Regions from separate parts of the Homo sapiens genome. Here region 1 is linked to region 2. A link is an interaction called in ENCODE POLR2A ChIA-PET data of the cell type or tissue named here. Cell type or tissue: MCF 10A. All regions are shown on one strand. Links, peaks and the distances in the headings refer to the core of each region. The heading gives the core; the rest is flanking DNA. Region 1 has its middle 25 kb from the start of LINC03139. Region 2 overlaps ANAPC16 (anaphase promoting complex subunit 16).

What was found. ChIA-PET counts read pairs that join two places held together with the same protein. Peaks named below come from ENCODE experiments on the same cell type or tissue, not always from the same donor. Only the 100,000 strongest peaks of a DNase experiment are listed, where the experiment ranks them.
Region 1: POLR2A ChIA-PET joins it to region 2 with 5 read pairs; 7 of 35 experiments call an interaction of 5 or more read pairs at or near these places.

What each region holds. Positions count from the first base shown.
Region 1 is chr10:71,901,760-71,904,575 of GRCh38, forward strand. No RefSeq gene overlaps it. Among named protein-coding and RNA genes, the nearest start is that of LINC03139, 25 kb to the left of the region's middle. In MCF 10A, for the core only: no CTCF peak of the experiment used is centred there; no DNase peak of the experiment used is centred there.
Region 2 is chr10:72,228,435-72,231,250 of GRCh38, forward strand. It overlaps ANAPC16 (anaphase promoting complex subunit 16), which reads left to right. Exons shown (of 4, transcript NM_173473.4): 3 at 1,932-2,006. Among named protein-coding and RNA genes, the nearest start is that of ASCC1, 14 kb to the left of the region's middle. In MCF 10A, for the core only: no CTCF peak of the experiment used is centred there; a DNase peak (open chromatin) is centred at 1,327.

The DNA of each region.
Region 1 (2,816 bases), core at 88-2,587, 330 kb before region 2:
CAGGTGATCTGCCCACCTCGGCCTCCCAAAGTGCTGGGATTATAGGCATGAGTCACCGTACCTGGCTTTATTGTTATTTTTTATTTTTTGAGATGGATTCTTGCTCTGTTGCCCAGGTTGGAGTGCAATGGTGCCATCTCGGATCACTGCAGCCTCTGCCTCCCCGGTTCAAGTGCTAGGTGCAGTGGCTCATGCCTGTAATCTCAGCACTTTGGGAGGCTGAGGCAGGCAGATAACCTGAGGTCGAGAGTTCAAGACCAGCCTGGCCAATATGGCAAAACGCCATCTCTACTAAAAATACAAAAATTAGCTGGGCATGGTGGCGCACATCTGTAGTCCCAGCTACTCAGGAGGCCACGGCAGGAGCATCACTTGAACCCAGGAGGTAGAGGCTGCAGTGAGCCGAGATCACATCACTGAGCTCCAGCCTGGGTGACAGAACGAGACTCTGTCTCAAAAAATAATAATAATAATTAAAAATAAAAATTGATATATAGTTTTACACTATAGGGTCATATTGTATATATTTCATAACTTTGCCTTTGCAATCCATGTGGTTCCTGTTTAAAGAGAGAGAGACTGAGGCAGAGAGGATGGAGTGACTGTCAGAAAATGTTGGGGCAGAGTGGGGCGTGAACCCCTCTTCCTGTCCTGTCCCTCAGGTGCCTTGGAGCAATTTCAGGGCCCACCTAAAGCTGGTAGGGCAGAGGCTGACGGCCCATTGGACTGGCCCCTCCGCCTGCTTTCCAGATGGTGCAGGACATGGAGCCTCTGTCAGCCATGCAGTGTGACCAAGACCCAGCCCCCACATGAGCACCCACCTCACATGCCCTCCTGGACACACAGCTGGGCTGCATGCCATGGTCCGGGCAAAGCATCCCTAATGTTTTCTCTAACGCTGAAAAACAGACAAAAAGAGTTCAGAAATCACCCCCAGATCCCACCACTCTACACATCGTCCAGTAAGAAGGGAAATGCCCATCTTTACCCATCAGCTCCCAGCACCACCGTCCCATCCCCCACCCCTGCCACATTCTAACCTCTGTTACCGGTTTGGGGCATAGTCTTCCCAAACTTTCCCCAAGTTTAAGTAGACATCACTTTACGGGTAAGTGTATAGATAGTTTACAGAATAATACATTTTTTCCTTCTTAAACATGGGATTAGGCCGGGCGCAGTGGCTCATGCCTATAATCCCAACACTTTGGGAGGCCGAGGAGGGTGGATCACCTGCAGTCAGGAGTTCAAGACCAGCCTGGTCAACATGGTGAAACCCTGTCTCTACTAAAAATACAAAAATTAGCTGGGTGTGGTGGCACATGCCTGTAATTCTAGCTACTTGGGAGGCTGAGGCAGGAGAATGGTTTGAACCTGGGAGGTGGAGGTTGCAGTGAGCAGAGATCATGCCACTGCACTCCAGCCTAGGTGATCAAGCAAGACTCCATCTCAGAAAAAAAAAATGGGATTATAGAGCCAGGTGTGGGGATGCACACCTGTAGTCCCAGCTACTTGAGAGGCTGAGGCAGGAGGACCACTAAAGCTCAGGAGTTTGAGACCAGCCTGGGCAACACAGTGAGACCCCCATTTCAAAAAAATTTTTTCAATGGGATTATGCTCTTAATATTGATCTGTATTTTTTACACTCAGTAATATACTATGGATATTTTTTTCAGCTCAGTATTGATAGATTTACCTTATCCTTTTCCAATGACTGCATAGAATTTCATTGCATGGACATAGCATAATTTATTCACTCAGTTCACAATTGATATATAGCTATACATATAAACATAGACAAAAATATAGATAGATGTTACTTTCAGTTTTCTTATTTTTAAAAAACCTTTATTTTCGGTTTGGGGTCCATGTGCAGGTTTGTTATATTGGTAAACTCGTGTCACAGGGGTTTGGCGTACAGATTATTTCGTGACCCAGGTACTAAGCCTCGTACCCAGTATTTACTTTTTCCTGATCCTCTCCCTCCTCCCACTCTCCACCCTCTAGCAGGCCCCGGTGTCTGTTGTTCCCCTCCATGTGTGTATGTGTTCTCATCATTTAGCTCCCACTCACAAGTGAGAACATGCAGTATTTGTTGTTCTGTTCCTGATTTAGTTTCCTAGAGATAATGGCCTCTAGCTCCATCCATGTTCCCGCAAAGGATATGATCTCATTCTTTTTTTTTTTTTTTTTTTTTTTTGAGAGAGAGAGTTTCGCTCTTTTTCCCCAGGCTGCAGTGCAATGGTGCCATCTCAGCTCACTGCAAACTCCGCCTCCCAGGTTCAAGCGATTCTCCTGTCTCGGTCTCCTGAGTAGCTGGGATTAGAGGCATGCGCCACCACACCCAGGTAATTTTGTAGTTTTAGTAGAGATAGGGTTTCTCCATGTTGGTCAGGCTGGTCTCGAACTCCCAACCTCAGGTAATCCACTTGCCTTGGCCTCCCAAAGTGCTGGAATTAAAGGCATGAGGCACCTCGCCCAGCTGATCTCATTCTTTTTTTATGGCTGCATATTTTCAGTTTTCTGCATTACAAGATTACAGAAAACATTAATATCTACACCTGTAACTATATATTTGTATCAGTCTCTAACTGACATTGTCACGCTTTATTTCTATAGGGTCAACTTCTGGAAGTGGAATGGCTAATTCAGAGGGAAGTGGATTTAAAATGTTAGTACCTGTTGTCAACTTACTCTCCTAAATTTACACTCCCATGCACAGAGGGTGAGAGTGCCTGCTCCCCAGGCTCCCCAGCCCTGGATGTAAAAAGTTTTCTGCCTTTAAAAATAGCTGCTCTCAGGAGGCTAAGGCGGGCGGA
Region 2 (2,816 bases), core at 115-2,614:
TCTTTTTAATGTATTTGTTACCATCCTTATTTATTGGAGTTGGCTATGGTGTTAGATTTGGGTAATTTACTAAACTTTTCCCTGTTTATGACCTGTGCTTGTCCCTGACAAGGAAAGCTGATGTATTGCTACCTGCTGTGTTACAAAGGGTTTGATTACAGTTTCTAAATGGAAGAGATTGCCCCCAGCTGACTCCGTTCTGGAGCAATTCCAGGCTTTAGACTGGTACTGATACCACATCTAATAGGATGTGGCTAAGAAGCAATTGGACTTGGACGTTAATAGGGAGCTGCAAATCAGCAAAAGTGTGTTCCACAGGCATATAGTGTGGTGGAGTGAAATGCAGAGGTTCCTTTTTGAAAGTTTAGCTTATATCCTTTTGCTTTGAAGTTCATTACCAAGGAAAATATGCAAATATCACAACTTAACTATTTTATCCTAATGGTGCCTGTGATTAAATGCAAGTGAGAGGTGGCACTTTCAGGAGCTTCCATATACATCTTGGCCTGATCCTTATAGCCTATAATTCCCACTGCCTTGTGTGTAATCCTAAAGTTCAGGATCAAACCATCTGGGAGGTAAACTCTAATTGTCTATGCTTTCCTCTTTCTAAAATAAAATATGAGTTATAATTGGACTTTTTAAGCAAGAATATGAATAGGATAATGACTGCTGACATTCAAACCCCTTTTTTTTTTGAGACTGAGTTTGAATTTACAGAATGTAACACTGTCTCTGAAGAATACAAAAAGTATACATCCCAATAATTATACTTTCATTTTTTTCTTTTTCTCTTTTTTTTTTTTTTTTGATCACTTTGAAGATGATATTGGAAGGATGCCCTCTTGGTTATATATTCAAGCTCTTTGGATACAGTATCTATAGTTGTTTTTTTTTTTAATTGGTTATTGTGACTTCTGAAATAAGGTTTCCTTTGTGTGAAACTCAGCATGAGGCCAGAATGTGTTAGTCCTGTCTGCTTGCCATGTAATACCTGGCCAACACAACAACCCATGATTGATGGGTGAATGCTTGAGGCCTAGTAGTGCTAACGTGAAGTACTGCCTGAAAAAGGACAGCTGTGTCCTCTCTCCCCGTTTGTTTTAGGATTTTCGCAATAAGGTACATCCCCCAAATGGTTTCTGCTACCTTTTTAAAAATCAAATGTTTCTACGTGAGCTGTAAATTTTTGAGAATATGTTTTGCTGTATCAGCCCTTGCCTGACAAGGAATAACATGAACTAGCTTATGTTTCATGATCATCTTCCAAGTGCTGTGGCAACTGAGTTGGCCACTTCTTGTTGGCAGTTCTTGGCACCAGTACAATTCTAGGTTCTGAACTTGCACCATACTCTTATCGTCATCCAAATTGCAGTGTTTTGGTTCAGTTGGAAAATCAAGGTTACAGTTTGCGTTCACAGAATGAAATTTCCCAGCAGTGTTCTGTGATTGTCAGAGTGATGTAATTTGATATATTAAAAATCAACAATTTTTTCCTCAGCTTTGTTTTTTAGACTGAAAATGATTTGGAGTTTTGGTGAACCTTTATATTTTGACACTACAGGAGCCAGCCACAAGGCCAAATGTGTCAGCTGCCAGTGTTTGCTTGACATACAGGAGAACATTAAGGAACTCTCAGGTTGGGAGGAGGGAAGTGTTGACCAGGACATCAGACGGAGGTTTCTTGTTTTTGTTTTTTTAAACACTATTTTTAAACTCTTAAGTAGAGGGACTATTTTAATATTCTAGGTATAGAATAAATAGCTTTTATAACAGTCTTAGTTCTAAATGAAGCAGAACCCGTCTTTGTAAACACTGAGAACTAGACCCTGAATGTACAAGCAGGGAAAAGAATAGACAAGTTTACTTGGTTTATCAGAAGCCATAAAACCTTTAGAGCAGATTAAAACCTTTTCTCCTTTTGTTTGTAGATGGCTCTGAGAGATTCCTCTGCGAATCTGTTTTTAGCTATCAAGTGGCATCCACGCTTAAACAGGTGAAACATGGTAAGCACATGAGTGTTGCGTACTTGACTGTGAGAATAAATTTGCTAGGGGGTGGATGAGGCTGTGACAAAAATCCCCAAACTCAGCAAGGCTATTTTAGTGGACTTCCTAAATTAAAGAACATTCTAGGTCTTAATCTAGTCATAATGTCCACATTGAGGCTTAAGGTTGGGGCCGAGTGCAGTGGCTCACGTTTGTAATCCCAGCACTTTGGGAGGCTGAGGCGGGTGGATCACTTGAGGTCAGGAGTTTGAGACCAGCCTGGCCAACATGGTGAAACTGCATCTCTACAAAGAAAAAATTAGTCAGGCATGGTGGCGCATACCTGTAGTCCCAGCTACTTGGGAGGCTGAGGTGGGAAGATCACTTGAGCCCGGGAGGTTGAGGCTGCAATGAGCCGGAATCACAGCACTGCACTCTAGCCTGTGCAACAGAGACCCTGTCTGAAAAACAAAAAAAGTTGGTCCTCCAGGGAGTCAGTGCTTCCTGCTCCTCTTGTGTTACTTTTTCCTCTCCTGTCTGAAACCTCCTTTTACTGTTGTCCTCCACTGGTTACCATCATCATCTTCAAGTATTTGTACGATACCTCCTGGTCTGTCTATACTCTAACATCCTGATAACACTTTTTCTGTTACATTAGGCCTCACCAGGCCTTCATTTCTGCATCAACAAACTGTGTTCCCCCTCCAGACCATTTCTCCATTGAAACTTTATGTAGGGGGAAAAGCTGTAATTGCCTCTAACCCTAGGATTTTAGTCCACAAATCACTATGGCATAGAGGATGAGTACTTTTTTTAGGAACAGAGCAC